2 separate regions of the Homo sapiens genome follow, and region 1 is linked to region 2. A link is an interaction called in ENCODE POLR2A ChIA-PET data of the cell type or tissue named here. Cell type or tissue: MCF 10A. All regions are shown on one strand.

Region 1 (8,000 bases), 120 kb before region 2:
ATATCTATTGATAGAAAACCACAGTTAACAATCTATACACCATGGATGAAATTAGAAGCAGGTGAATTAAAGCTATCCAGTCATGAACTGCTTTCACTCTTGCTCAGAGTTCATCTTGATGGCTTCCTAATTCCCAGAAGACTGTCAGATGAGGCAGAGAACAATATCTCCCAAAAGTTTTTGTGGTATCTGAAGAAAGTGACTCATTGGAAACTCAAAGTCAGGGCCTGTGCGTTACTTATAATGATAGTTAACTCTTACATAACAGTGACTGCATGCCAACCTCTCTTGTTAGCACTTGACAAATATTAACCCATTTAATTTTTATCAATCTCAGGAAATACGTACAATTATTAAGCCTATTTTACAGATGAGGAAACAAAAGCATAGAGCGTTTAAATGACTCATCCAAGGTCTCACAGCGAGTAAGAGGTGGGGCCGGGATTTGAACGCAGGCAAACAGATTCCATGTCTACATTCTTCATGATGATTTTGACCACCTCCATATTATTTTGGTAATGCATCTCTGGCAGTTTACTGAGTATCAGATAACAGCGAATTGGGGGAAGGTTGGGGAAAGCAGTTAAGATCAGTGTTCATTCTGTGCCAACCTAAAGTATTCCTAGAAATAGCAGATAACTGAGGCCGGGCGCAGTGGCTCACACCTGTAACCCCAGCATTTTCGGAGGCTGAGGCGGGTGGATTACTTGAGGTCAGGAGTTGGAGACCAGCCTGGTCAACATAGTGAAACCCTCATCTTTACTAAAAATACAAAAATTAGCTGGGTGTGGTGGCCGGTGCCTGCAGTCCCAGCTACTCGGGAGGCTGAGGCAGGAGAATCACTGGAACCTGGGAGGCGGAGGTTGCAGTGAGCTGAGATCGCACCACTGCACTCCAGCCTGGGGGACTAAGCGAGACTCTGTCTCAAAAAAAAAAAAAAGAAAAGAAATAACAGAAAATTTACATTATGTGTCTCCCCTAGGAAAGCTATAATAAAATAGCCACCATTTAGGAAACTGCTGCTGTGAATAAGCTGCTGTGCTCACAGAAAAATACACTATGATAATCTCAGTTGCATCAATAAATATTCTATGTACCAGGCTCTATTCTAGATACTGAGGATACAGCCCTGAAAAGACCAACATGATTTAAACCCACGTGGAGCTTCTTGGGACCTACATTAACCACATAGTGGGGCAGAAGAGACGCTGCACACGTCTAGAGCTTATACCTTGAAAAACTTTGCAGCTTCCATTTTCACTCTTTTGGAACTCTGCCCCAAGACCACCACACCAGAAGAAACTCTGAAAGAAAACCCACAGAATGAGAGAGACTTAGCCACCTGGCTGTCCCGGCTGAGCCTTCAGCCACGTGCAGCTTCATGAGCAAACCCAGGTGAGACCAACAGAAGGGCCATGCAACCACCCAAAGACTCATAAGAAATAATAGGCCAGGCCCAGCGGCTGACGCCAGGAATCCCAGCACTTTTGGAGGCTGAGATGGGCAGATCCCTTGAGTCCAGGCCTGTAATCCCAGCACTTTGGCAGGTCGAGGCAGGCAGATCACTTGAGGTCAGGAGTTTAAGACCAGCCTGGCTAACAAGGTGAAAGCTCGTCTCTAATAAAAATACAAAAATTAGCCAGGCATGATGCTGCATGCCTGTTATCTCGGCTCCTTGGGAGGCTGAGGCAGGAAAGTCACTTGAACCTGGGAGGCGGAGGTTGCAGGGAGCTGAGATGGTGCCACTGCACTCCAGCCTGGGTGACAGAACAAGATGCCATCTCAGGGGTTGGGGGGAGATCCCTTGAATCCAGGAGTTGAAGACAGCCTGAGCAACATGGTGAAACCCCGCCTCTACAAAAAATTAGTCAGGCATGGTGGTACAGGCCTGTAGCCCCAGCTACTCGGGAGGCTAAGGTGGGAGGATCACTTGAGACTGGGAAGTGGAGGTTGCAGTGAGTTGAGATCACACCACTGCCCTCCAGCCTGGGTGACAGACACCCCATCTCAAAAAATAAATAAATAAATAGTGGACATTTATTGTATCAAACAAATTCCCAATACATCATTCAGTGTCCAACTTGGGGTGGGGGTGTGTTTTTTTGGGGGGAACCTAATTTATCTCAGATCATAGAGATTCAAACCAAGATCAGAAGAGCTGGTGGTTGGTTGTTGTTTCTGAAAACTCATAGCTAGACCCTCAAAAGTTAATAAATGCAACAGGATTTAAAACTCAGCTTTGTTTGTCTTGGTGTGTTACGAAAGAACACAAGAAAAAAATTGCATTTCACCACTCCTGTGGCTTAAGAAGAAAGCGACCAAACAAGTCAATTAACCTGTAAGTGAGGGCCCAGTCATGTGGTGGAGAGACTCTCCTGCCGCACACAATCACTTACAGAGGAGCGGAGTCAATAACAGCCAAAGATTTCACCTGATAATTGTCAAAATGTTTAAATACACCATTACAGTGTGCAAACAGGACTTTATCTTCAGCTCCAAGCACATCAAAACCACTGGTTTAATTCCAGCAGCTTATGCTTTCAAAGGAGTATTGAGTGAAGGCATACAGGGATGGGCTGAAATCCACACCTTCCCCCAGGCAGATCAACAAACCTTTTCGCTGGGCTGAGTCCAGCTTCTGAACTTTTGTACAAAATCTCTAACACCCACTGTCACAAAAAACTGAAGACCTGTCTTAGGACCAGGGATGGATCCAGGTTTTGTGGTACCTGAAGCTTAGACAATTTGGGGGAGCCTTCTTTAAAACAAATACAAAATTTAAGTACAAAATTAGGTATAAAAGTGAATGTTTAGGCCAGGTGTAGTGGCTCATGCCTATAATCCCAGAACTTTGGGAGGCCGAGGTGGAAAGACTGCTTGAGGCCAGGGGTTCGAGATTAGCCTGGGCAACATGTGAGACCCTGTCTCTACAAAAGATTTTTTAAAATTAGCCAGGTGTGGTGGCATGTGCCTATAGTCCTAGCTACTCGGGAGCTGAGGCAGGAGGATTGCTTGAGCCCAGAAGGTTGACACTGCAGGGAGCCGTGATTGCACCACTGCATTCCAGCTTGGGAGACAGAGCGAGTCCCTGTTTCCTGTTTCAAAAACATAAATAAAAAAGAAGAAGAAGAAAGAAAAGTAGAAGAAGAAGAAGGAAGAAGAAGGAGGAGGAGGAGAGGAAGAGGAGGAGGAGAAGGAAAAAGGTGAATATTTAAAGTGAGAACAGGGCCAGATGCAGTGGCTCACACCTGTCATCCCAGCACTTGGGGAGGCCGAAGCAGGCAGATAGCTTGAGCTCAGGAGTTCGAGACCAGCCTGGCCAACATGGTAAAACCCTGTCTCTACTAAAAATATACACACACAAAAAATTTAGCCAAGTGTGGCGGTGTGCACCTGTAGTCCCAGCTACTTATGGGGGGCTGCGGTGGGAGGATCACTTGAGCCCGGTAGGTTGAGGCTGCAGTGAGCCAAGATCATGCTACTGGACTCCAGCCTGAGTGACAAAGTGAGATCCTGTCTCAAAAAAATAAATAAAATAAAATGAGAAATCACAAAAAAGTCATGGGGCTGTGTTAGCCAGACTCCAAAATGCCCTCCAGTGATCCAATGATCCTTTGCCTCCTGGTGTGCCCACCTTGTGCAGTGCCCTCCTCTATTGCACCAGGGTGGTCTGTGTGACCCGTAAAATTAGGCAGAAGTGATGGTGCATCATGACAATACTGCTTCTGTCTTGGTTCTTTCTCTCTCTCTCTCTTTTTTTTTTTTTTTTTTTTTGAGATGGAGTCTCACTCTGTTGCCCAGACTGAAGTGCAGTGGCACCATCTTGGCTCACTGCAACCTCTACCTTCTAGGTTCAAGTGCTTCTCGTGCCTCAGCCTCCTGGGTAGCTGTGATTACAGCGTGCACCACCACACCTGGCTAATTTTTGTATTTTTAGTAGAGATGGGGTTCACCATGTTGGCCAGGGTGGTCTCAAACTCTTGACCTCCAGTGATCTGCTCGCTTCAGCCTCCCAAAGTGCTGGGATTACAGTTGTGAGCCACCACACCCAGCCCCTCTCTCTTTCTTAAAACTTCTCTCTTGGTTTCTCTCTCTCTCTCACTTAGTGAGGGAGCCAGCTTCCATGTCATGAGGGACTGAAACCTTCTGACCACAACCACATGAACAAGCTCAGAAACAAATCATCTGGCCCCAAAGAGGCTTCCAGCCTCTGCAGCCCAGCCAACAGCATGACTGTAAACAGGGCAGATACCCTGAGGCAGAACCACCCAGCAAAGCCACTCCTGGATTCCTGACCCACAGAAACTGTGAGATAAATGTTTTATTGGTTTAAGCTGCTAAATTTTGAAGCAATTTGTTACACAGCAATAGATAGCTAATACAGAGGCCTTCAGAGACTCATGTTCCTGTCTTCTGGGATGGTTTTAGGTCATTATTTATTTACTTACTTACTTATTTTTCTAGACGGGGTCTTGCTCTGTCTCCCAGGCTGGAATGCAGTGACTCAATCATGGCTCACTGCAGCCTCCTGAGCCTCCCGGGCTCAGGAGATCCTCCCACCCCAGTTTCCTGGGCAGCTGGGACTACAGGCGTGTGCCACTGAGCCCAGCTTTAAGTAATTTTCCAGAAGCGTTCACATACAAATGCTTTCTCTTTGCAGCCTGGATTCCATCCCCACTGAAAACTCCTTCCAATGCCCAGCACTACTGAATCTCTGCTTCCTAAAGGTGTGTGGAACACTGAGTAGGAACTCAAGCTATATTTGCTGAATACATGGATATACAAGAGCCTTGCAAGAGCAATATTTCATCCTTATTTTATAGATCAGGAAATGGAAACTCAGAGACATTAAGTAACTAGCTTAAGATCACACAGCTAGAGACCGACTAAGTCTTAATTCCTCAATGGAAAGTTTTTAGAACCTGTAGTGTCAATTTCTTTGATGCTTTCCATAGTACCAAGTACATACTAAATGCTTAATGCAGATTGACTGAAAGAGTTAATGGTGTGAGATGGGTGTGGTGGCTCACACCTGTAATCCCAGCACTTTGAGAGATTGGGTGGTTGGATGGCTTGAGCCTAGGAGTTCAAGAACAGCCTGGGCAACATACTAAGACCCCGTTTCTGCTAAATGATGTGGTGGCTTACGCTGCACCTATGGTCCCAGCTACTTGGGAGGCTGAGGTGGGAGGATCACTTAAGCCAGGTAGGTCAAGGCTGAGGTTAGCTGTGATCGTGCCACTCACCTCTAGCCTGAGTAACAGAGTGAGACCCTGTCTCTAAAAAAAAAAAAAAAAAAAAAAGTTAAGTTAATGGCATAGCAGGTCTTTATCTAGTTAGGTAAATGTCTCTTTAATATAGAAACAAGAGGCCGGGCATGGTGGCTCAAGCCTGTAATCCCAGCACCTTGGGAGGCCAAGGCGGGCGGATCACTTGAGGCCAGGAGTTGGAGACCAGCCTGGCCAACATGGCAAAACCCTGTCTCTACTAAAAATAAAAAAAATTAGCCAAGCATAATGGCACGCATCTGTAGTCCCAGCTGCTTGGGAGGCTGAGGCAGGAGAATTGCTTGAACCCAGGAGGTGGAGGTTGCAGTGAGCCAAGATCGCACCACTGCACTCCAGCCTGGGTGACAAAGCAAGACTCCGTCTCAGAAAAAAAAATAATAAAAAAAAAATATACACACATATATATACACATATATACATATATATATATAAAAACAGGAACCATGGTGGGGTGGTGGCGGGGGCAGAGAAAACAATGTGTTATTATACTTTCTTCCTCACAAACAGTAATGGAGCAGTGGCAGTATTTTATGAAAAAAAACGGACAAAACCACTTCAAAAGTGTCCAGACACTAAAATTTAAAATAATAAAGGGTTTGTATTTCGTTTCATGAACAATATTAAAAAGTTAATTTTGTTGGTTTTAAAAGCCTATGTAAAACCAATTAATTTGTGGTTCATGTCCCCCTCTTTTGAACAGTAACAACATCTCCAGATTGACGCACACAGTTAGGGGTCTAACCACCCAAGAGTAATCATGGGCAATCCTGGGATGGCACTTTCTTCCCTTCAAGTGGTCACTGGAGTTGGCCAAGGTCAAAAGTTAACCAAGTGTTCCAGCAGCCTGGGGGTTGTGGTGAATTACGTGAGTGCCCTGCTTTCCTTTGAACCCTCCGATTCTCTGCAATTGCAATAATTTAGGGGTGCGGATATTCTAATTAGGCCATGTGAAATTTAATTTCATAGTGGTGAAATTTGCAAGGTCTTCTAAATGTGCACGGAATAAACATGGAGCCTTTGAAAATTCATGGACTTGTTGGCTGAGTTGTTATTCACAAAAGTCTCTTCAACTCCAAGCACAAAGTCTGGGACATATTAGGTGGTCAATAAATTAATAAAGCTGACGTGAATGGGAGTTAATTGGACATCTAAATGAGAATGGATCACTCAGTATTTCCACAAATTCCATCTCTTTTATCAACAAGGCCTCTGGACTCTGTGCTGTCTGATCACAAGGATTTCATTCTCCTCTTTGCCTAGGAGAGTCAATATCTATTGATTTAACCTCTGAATATCTGTTCCCCTCTTCTCTGGAAACAAGTCCTTAATTTCTTTCTAGGATTCTATCCCTCCCATCCCTAATCCGTGTGTTTTTTTTGTTTCGGTTTGGTTTTGAAGACAGGGTCTAGCTCTTCCGCCCAGGCAGGAGTGCAGTGGCACAATCATAGTTCACTGCAGCCTTGAACTACCCAGTTCAAGCAATCCTCCCCCCTCAGCTTCCTGAGTAGCTGGGACTACAGGCACATGCCACCACACCTGGTTAATTAATTTATTTTTATTTTTTCTTTTTTAGAAACAGGGTCTTACTATGTTGCCCAAGCTGGTCTCAAACTCCTGGGCTCAAACAGTCTGCTTGGCTCAGCCTCCCAAAGTGTTGAGATTACCGGCATGAGCCACCAAACCTGGCCTCCATGTGTTTTGGAGGGCTGATTCCACTCCTGGCTCCAGAGATGAGCATGCACCTGAACATGACTAACCAGTGTGCTCAATTCCTCTGGCCACATTCATTAGAACAGAGAGAGTCATATGACCTAAGTTGATCCATTCAGGGCCAATCCCCCTCTCCTTTTAAAAAGTAGACTATAGGCAAGGCACAGGGGCTCACGCCTATAATCCCAGCATTTCGGGAGGCTGAGGTGGGTGGATCACCTGAGGTCAGGAGTTCGAGACCAGCCTGGCCAACGTGGCAAAACCCCATCTCTACTAAAAGTACAAATAAATTAGCCGGGCGTGGGGGTGGGTGCCTGTAATCCCAGCTACTCAGGAGGCTGAGGCAGGAGAATCACTTGAACCCAGGAGGTAGAGGTTGCAATGAGCCGAGCTTGTGCCACTGTACTCCAGCCTGGGCAACAAGAGCAAAACTCTGTCTCAAAAAATAAATTAATTAATTAAAATTAAAATTTAAGCTGGGCGCGGTGGCTCACGTCTGTAATCCCAGCGCTTTGGGAGGCCGAGGCAGGCAGATCACAAGGTCAGGAGATCAAGACCATCCTGGCTAACATGGTGAAACCCCGTCTCTACTAAAAATACAAAAAATTAGCCGGGCATAGTGGCTGGCACCTGTGGTCCCGGCTACTCGGGAGGCTGAGGCAGGAGAATGGTGTGAACCCGGGAGGCGGAGCTTGCAGTGAGCTGAGATCGCACCACTGCCCTCCAGCCTGGGCAACAGAGTGAGACTCCGTCTCAAAAAAAATAAAATAAAAATAAAAATAATTAAATTTAAAAATAGACTATAATATACAGCAGTTTTAGAGTGACAGCAAAATTGAAGGCAAAACACAGAGCTGGTTGTGCATGGTGGCTCATGCCTATAATTGCAACACTTTTGGAGACCAGGTAAAAGGATCTTTGGGAGCCAGGAGTTCAAGACCAGCCTGGGCAACATGGGGATGCCCTGCCTCTAAAAAATAGAAAAATTAGATGAGCGTGGTG
Region 2 (8,000 bases):
AGATCTGGGTACTTTTTATTGCCTTATTAAAGTCGTCATTCCTTCATTGTTCTCTATTGATAGTGGATCCTTTACCGATGACTTGAGGTGATCAGTTTGGAAAGACCAGGTGTCATGGCTGTGGGGGGGTGAGGGTGAGTGGAATGATAATAAGCCCCCTTCAACTTCCTGTGACTCCCCTCACCTATCCTGGGCTTTCCTGGGAACCTAGAGATCCAGCGCTTTATAGACTTAAAAAAAAAATACCTTTATTGACATATAATTCACATACCATACAATTCTCCTTTTTTTTTGTTTGTTTGTTTGAGACAGGGTCTCTCTCTGTCGCCCAAGCTGGAGTGCAGTGGGACGATCTCGGCTCACTGCAGCTTTGATTTCCTGGCTCAAGCAGTCCTCCCACTGCAGCCTCCCGAGTAGCTGGGACTACAGGTGTGCACTACCACCCCTGGCTAATGTTTATATTTTTTTGTAGAGATGAGGTTTCACTATGTTGCCCAGGCTGGTCTTGAACTCCTGGGCTCAAGCGATCCTCCTGTCTTGGCCTCCCAAAGTGCTGGGATTGCTGGTGTGAGCCACCACTCCTGGGCCCAGTTCTCCATTTAAAGTGAATAGTTTGATGGTTTTTAATATATTTTCACGGAGACCGGGTGTGGTGGCTGACGCCTGTAATCCCAGCACTTTGGGAGGCCGAGGCGGGTGGATCACCTGAGGTCAGGAGTTCCGACCAGCCTGGCCAACATGGTGAAACCCTGTCTCCACTAAAAATACAAAAAATTAGCTGAGTGTGGTGGCGTGTGCCTGTAATCCCAGCTACTCAGCAGGCTGAGGCGGGAGAATTGCTTGAACGTGGGACGTGGAGGTTGCAGTGAGCCAAGATCGTGCCACTGTACTCCAGCCCGGGTGACAGAGCAAGACTGCCTAAAATATATATATATATATATATATTTTTTTTTTTCACAGAGTTGTGCAGCCAACAGCACAATCAGTTGTAGATTTTCATCACCCCCAATAAGAAACTTCATACTCATTAGCAGTCACTTCCCATTCCCCCGTTACCCCTGTGCCTGGCAAGTACCAGTCTACTTTCTGTGCCTGTGGATTTGCTTATGCTAGACATTTCATATAAATGGAATCATACAGTATGTGACCTTTTGGTCTGAGTTCGTTCACTTAGAATAATGTTTTCAAGGCTCATCCACATTCTTGTAGCATAGATCATCAGTACAGACAGTTCCTGACTTATAGTGGTGCGGAAGTGACAGTTCAGTACAAACAGTACTTGGCATTTTGGATTTTTGATCTTTTCTCTGGCTAGCATCAGTATGAGACTCTCTTGGGGTGCCAGGCACCTCCCAGTCAGCCACATGATCACGAGGGTAAACAAACAATCTATACGACCATTCTGTTTTCACTTTCATTATGGTATTCCATAAATTACATGAGAGAGTCAACACTATTATACAATAGGCTTCGCATTAGATGATTTTGCCTAACTCTAAGTGTTCTGAGCACATTTAAGGTAGGCTAGGCTAAGCTATGATGTTCCCTAGGTTATGTATATTCGATGCTTATTTATTTATTTATTCATTTATTCATTCCTCCCTCCTTCCCTTTCTTAATTTCCTTTTTTTTCTTTTTTTTTTGAGATGGAGTCTCACTTTGTCACCCAGGCTGGAGTGCAGTGGCACTATCTCAGCTCACTGCACCCCTCTGCTTCCTGGTTCAAGCGATTCTCCTGCCTCAGCCTCCTGAGTAGCTGGGACTAGAGGTGAGCACCATCACGCCCAGCTAATGTTTTTTTTTTTTTTTTTTTTTTTTTTTTTTTTGAGACGGAGTCTCGCTCTGTCACCAGGCTAGAGTGCAGTGGCACTATCTCGTGTCACTGCAACCTTTGCCTCCCAGGTTCAAGCGATTCTCCTGCCTTAGTCTCCCGAGGAGCTGGGACTACAGGCATGTGCCACCACGCCCAGCTAATTTTTGTATGTTTAGTAGAGACGAGGTTTCACCATGTTGGCCAGGATGGTCTCAATCTCTTGATGTGATCCACCTGCCTCGGCCTCCCAAAGTGTTGGGATTACAGATGAGAGCCACTGTGCCCTGCCATGTATTTTTAGTAGAGACGGGGTTTCACCTGTTGGCCAGGCTGGTCTTGAACTCCTGACCTCAAGTGATCTGCCTCCCTCAGTCTCTCAAAGTGCTGCCTGCCTTACTTTCTGATGGGGTCTCACGATGTTGCCCAGGCTGGAGTGCAATGGTGTCCTCAAGGGATCCTCTGGTGTAGCTGGGACTACAGGAGTGTACCACTATGTCTGGCTTAAATGCATTTGTGTTTTTTTATCTCTCTCTCTCTCATATATATATGTTTTGTAGACCCAGGGGTCTCACTGTGTTGCCTAGGCTGGTCTGGAACTCTTGGGCTCAAGTGATCCTCTGGCCTTAGTCTCCTGAAGTGTTGGGATTACAGGCATGAGCCACTGTGTGTGACCTCATTTTTGACTTCTGGTACTTACATTTTATGGGTTTATCATCTGTAACTCCATCGTGAGTTGAGGAGGGTCTGTAGTTCATTTCCTTTTATGACTGAATAATGCTGCATTGGATGGATATGCTACACTTTGTTTATCTATGTATGTGTTGATGGACGTTTGAGTTGTGTCCACTTTCTGGCTAGTAGGGATAATGCTGCGGTGAGTGTTCATGTCTGAGTTTTTGTGCAGACACGACACATCATTTCTCTTGGGTATAGATTTAGGAGTGAAATTGTGGGGTCATAGGGTAACTATTAACCTTTTGAAGAATATACACATTTAAATTTTTTGTGTTGTCTTTATTTATTTTTTTGAGATAGGGGCTTGCTCTGTTCCCCAGACGGGAGTGCAGTGGCATGATCCTCGCTCACTGCAGCCATGAACTTCTGGGCTCAAGCAATCCTCCCATCTCAGCCTCTTGAGTAGCTGGGACTACCTGTACATGCCACCATGCCTGACTAATTCTTTAATTTTTTGTAGCGACAGAGTCTTGCTATGTTGCCCAGGCTGGTCTCCAACTCATGGGCTCAAGTGATCCTCCTGCCTTGGCCTGCCAACGTACTGGGATTATAGGTGTGATCCACCATGCTTGGAGTCACAGACTTTTAAAGGCACTTGTCTCCCCTCTCTGCTGTCTTGACCCCCACATCTTTCCTACTAGCAACTGCTGTATTTCTGTCCTCTTCTTCAAAGCCAAACTTATTTTTTTTTTGAGATTGAGTCTCACTATATTGCCCAGGCTGGAGTGCAGTGGCACAATTTTGGCTCACTACAACCTCTGCCTCCCGGGTTCAAATGATTCTCATGTCTCAGCCTCCTGAGTAGCTGGGATTATAGGCGCACGTCACCATGCTCGGCTAATTTTTGTATTTTTAGTAGAGACGGGGTTTCACCATGTTGGTCAGGCTGGTCTTGAACTCCTGACCTCGTGATCCGCCTGCCTCAGCCTTCCAAAGTGTATTTTTTACACTTTTTGTATTTTTAGTAGAGACGGGGTTTCACCATGTTGGTCAGGCTGGTCTTGAACTCCTGACCTCATGATCTGCCTGCCTCAGCCTTCCAAAGTGCTGGGATTACAGGCGTGAGCCACCGCGTCCAGCAAGCCAAACTTCTTAGAAGCGTCTGTATTCCTGTCTTTGTCCTGCAAGCTCCAATGTGGCTTCCACCCTGACCTTCCACATTCACATCCCCACTGAGCTTCCTGGAGACTCTGTGTTGCCTTTTCCAGGGGAGGTTTTCCATCCTCATCTGCTGCGCTGTCTCTGCAGTACTGGAGATGCTGATTATTCTTGTGGACACTCTCTCTTCCTTTGCCTTCTTTGCCACCGCAGTGCTGATTTTCCTTCTGTTTCCCTGGCACCTTCTCCTCCTCTCTCTGGCCATTAAATGCTGGAGTTGCTGAAAGCTTGGCCCTGTCCTTGTCTCGCCTAGCACGTTCCTTCTCTGGGTGATCTTACCCACATCTGGAGCTTTATGACTCAGACATTTATGTTTCCAACCTAGATTGCTTCTGAGTCATGGTGCAGAGGGTCAGCTGCCTACCTGACCTCCCTGCCTGTTCATGGGCGTCTCAAACTCAAGATGTCCATGAGAGATTTTACATCTTCACCCCCAGAGATATGGACTCATTCCCCATTCTTCTGTTCTTTGCCCTTTTGTGTCATTTTCTTACAATATCGTATCCTAAATGTCACTCCACTTCAACCAGCCTATCACCATTGAACTACAGTGGCCTCGTAGTTGTTCTCACTATCTCTATCTGCCGCACCCTCCCAGTCTTTTGAAAGGAACATCTTCCTGGCTATCCCTTCCTACTTTAAACTCTTAAGTGTTTCCTCCTTGGCTTTTAGATTCATAATTGCAAAACCCTCCTGTGCTGGCCTCTGCCCATCTTGCTAGTCTCTGTTCTCTCTGTGTTCCATTCTCTCCGTGTTCCGTTCTCTCTGTGTTCCACTTCTCTCCGTGTTCCACTTCTCTCTTCTCCAGCCACACTGACTGTGCAGATCCATCAAAGCCTCAGGGCCTTTGCCCATACCTTGAAGGTCCCCTCCTTGCCTTCCTCTCCTTACTCCCCATCAATTTTAAGGCTCAAAATGAGGATGAGTTCTGCCTTTTGTTTTTGCTCATCCTGTTTTACTACCACCTTGCCTGCTGCTGGTGAGCGTATAATAAATATTTTTTTGAATGAACAAATGATTTAGCTCTATCAGATGGGTAGAACTTCTATCCTAGAGACTGAAGTAAAAGCAGCCTTTCGGCGAGAGAGGATGGCTTTGTTTTCAGCATTAATCCAGTGCCTGGAGATTATTACCCAGCTCAAGTGTCTGTTCTCTGCAAAGCGACTGGTGGCCTGTCTTCCTTTTCCCTCTAGGGACATAGTACTCTTTGAAATGGCCCTTTCCCCCTGGTTTCTTTGCTTTCTGACATATTAGTATAACTTCTAATGGGCGCCTTCTAAAACACAAGTCAGATTGTCCCACTCTCCTTTAAATTTGCAGTGGCTCCTTAAGAACACAGCCTTAAGGGCATGGTGTCTCACGCCTGTAATCCCAGCATTTTGGGAGGCTGAGGCAGGAGGATAGCTTAAGCCCAGGAGTTCAAGACCAGCCTGGGCAAAGTGGCAAGACCCACCCGTTCCTACAAAAAAAAAAAAAAAAAAAAGCAAAAAACCCAGGCATGGTGGCTTGTCTCTGCAGACCCAGCTACTTGGGAGGCTGAGGTGGGAGGATATCTTGAGCCCAGAAGGTGGAGCCTGCAGTGAGCTATGATCTTGCCACTGCACTGCAGGGGTCCTGCAGCATCTGTCTTTCCTGGACAGACTGCACGGCCTTGTGAGAGTCCTGTGATGTGCACCTTGCTGAGACACACTTGGCATTGCCTTCCAGACTGACCTTCGTGAGGACCATCCTCACTGTGTCCATGGAGACCCAAGCCCTCTCTTGGCCTGAACCCTTTATTTACAGTCTCCCACAGAGAAGTTCTTTTAGGTTCCAAAGTCAAAAATCACTCTTCAAAGTACCTTAAATTGCCCACGAAAGTATTCAGCTTTGATCAGAAATTCGTATGCATACTAAAGAGTTAACAATTGCCAGGCTAGACTAAAGGAGTGAAAGGTGAATCCATATTCACATTTCCCTGCATCCGGTGCCTTGAATTCAACTACTCAGTCCCTAGAGGCAAATTGGGATGGGTGGATGATTGTGCAGTGTCCTGCTTGCTTGCCAGGCATGCTTCTTTGTCTTAATATTAAGCTTCTGCAGCTGTGCTGTCCAACACAGTCGCCACTAGCTGTACGTGGCTCTTTAAATTTACATTAACAAGCCAGGCGTGGTGGCTCACGCCTGTAATCCCAGCACTTTGGGAGGGCAAGGTGGGTGGATCACCTGAGGTTGGGAGTTTGAGACCAGCCTGACCAACATGGAGAAACCCCGCCTCTACTAAAAATACAGAATTAGCCAGGCATGGTGGTGCATGCCTGTAATCCCAGCTACTCAGGAGGATGAGGCTGGAGAATCGCTTGAACTCGGGAGGAGGAGGTTGCGGTGAGCTGAGATCACGCCATTGCACTCCAGCCTGGGCAATAAGAGCAAAACTCCATCTCCAAAAAAAAAAATTAGATTTACAAAATAAAATTCATTCCTCAGCTGCCCTGGCCACGTGTCAAGTGTCTGACAGCCACAGGTGATTAGAGGCTGCTGTTATTAGACAGCACTGATAGAGAACAGATCGAGAACATTGCCATCATTCGAGCAAGCTTGATTGGATCACACTGTTCCGTAGCCTTAGTAGATTAATGGATTTGTTGTGCATGCTGTGCTGAATGCTGTAGGTGAAGCTATGTCGCCAGGGGACACAGCACTGAACATGTTCCATGCATGATTATTGAGTTTTAAGTTTTGCTTGGTCATTGCCTCCTGAGCTTGCCTATTCTTTGAAAAGTTGTGCAGAGAACACAGTCCTCTTTCTATCTTTGCAAGTTGGTGTGTTTTGTTCAGGCCCTGCTGAATTCCCTTTTTGCCAGGCCCCTTGGCACCTAGGCCTGACTGGGGTAAAGTTCCACAGGATATGCCAGGGAGCTGGGCGGTCCTCCCTCCAGCCTTCAACATGCTTTACCGTAATTATGCATTTACCTGTGTGTCTCTTCTAGACTGATAGACCAAATAACTCTCACCTCTTTAGACTAACAAGGGACTGGCATTTCATGGTAGTTGCCCATTAAATGTTTTGTGAATGAAGGATCTCTTCCAAGAACTGGAAACTAACTTGGCCAGGCACGGTGGCTCATGCCTGGAATCCCAGCACTTTGGGAGGCCAGTGCATTACCTGAGGTCAGGAGTTCAAGACCAGCCTGGCCAAGATGGTGAAACCCTGTCTCTACTAAAAATACAAAAATTAGCTGGGTGTGGTGGCACGCGCCTGTAATCCCAGCTACTCGGGAGGCTGAGGCAGGAGAATCGCTTGAACCTGGGAGGCAGAGGTTGTAGTGAGCTGAGATCATGCCACTGCACTCCAGCTTGGACAACAGACTCTGTCTCGAAAAAAAAAAGAATTAACTTTTTGTGGGGTGGCAGAGGGGTTAAGGTTTATTGGATTTTCCTTTCAAATGATAAAAATCAGTGTATCTCCTTGACAACAAGCCAAAGTATACAAAGAAAAAGCTAAAAATCTTCTCCTGCCAGGTAACCAGTGATAACAGTTTGGTATGTTTTTGTCTATACCACCCTCTCCATGCTTATAAAAATGTCAAAAAACTTATGCAATACCTATAATGGGGTTGAACTTTCTAGGACCTGGCCATCCTAGCAAAACATCCCTTGTCTCTGATCCCTCTCTTTACCTTATTATCCTTCTCTGCTTCCCCTGTCCTGTTACACCCTTTAAGGGCCTTTCAAGTTTAGATTTAATGATCTAGGGTAGTCATGGTAGCTCATGCCTGTAGTCCCAGCATTTTGGGAGGCCAAGGCAGGAGACTTACTGGAGCCCGGGAGTTCAAGACCAGCCTGGGCAACATAGTGAGACCTCATCTCTGAAATAAAAAAAAATTGCTGAGCTTGGTGGCATGCACCTGTAGCCTCAGCTACGTGGGAGGCTGAGGCCGGAGGATCACTTGAGCCCAGGAGGTCAAGGCTGCAGTGAGCTGTGATTGCACCACTGCACTCCAGGCTGGGCGACGGAGCAAGACCTGTTTCTGGAAAAACAAACAAAAAAACAATAAGTTATAGATTTAATTATCTGAAAGTTAAGAATAATGGAGACCTCGGCAAACAGGGATTCTGGAGTTCTACCCAAAGTGGGCAGGCGGGAGGATTGTTCCATGTGGGAATAGGGGGCCCTATGTGGAGGGATCTTGTGATTTTCTTTTCTTTCCTTTTTGAGTCTTACTCTGCCGCGCAGGCTGAAGTGCAGTGGCACAAACTCTGCTCAGTGCAATCTTTGCCTCCTGGGTTCAAGCAATTCTCCTGCCTCAGCCTC

The links. ChIA-PET counts read pairs that join two places held together with the same protein. Peaks named below come from ENCODE experiments on the same cell type or tissue, not always from the same donor. Only the 100,000 strongest peaks of a DNase experiment are listed, where the experiment ranks them.
Region 1: POLR2A ChIA-PET joins it to region 2 with 7 read pairs; 5 of 35 experiments call an interaction of 5 or more read pairs at or near these places.

Annotation. Positions count from the first base shown.
Region 1 is chr20:47,449,804-47,457,803 of GRCh38, reverse strand. No RefSeq gene overlaps it. Among named protein-coding and RNA genes, the nearest start is that of LINC01754, 42 kb to the right of the region's middle. RefSeq lists an enhancer at 3,747-3,956 and silencers at 4,173-4,373, 4,452-4,652. In MCF 10A, no CTCF peak of the experiment used is centred here; DNase peaks (open chromatin) are centred at 193, 2,343, 4,203, 4,523 and 1 weaker place.
Region 2 is chr20:47,327,551-47,335,550 of GRCh38, reverse strand. The region is part of intron 2 of ZMYND8 (zinc finger MYND-type containing 8); the gene reads left to right. Among named protein-coding and RNA genes, the nearest start is that of ZMYND8, 25 kb to the left of the region's middle. RefSeq lists enhancers at 3,807-4,307, 5,895-6,542. In MCF 10A, no CTCF peak of the experiment used is centred here; DNase peaks (open chromatin) are centred at 1,270 and 4,000.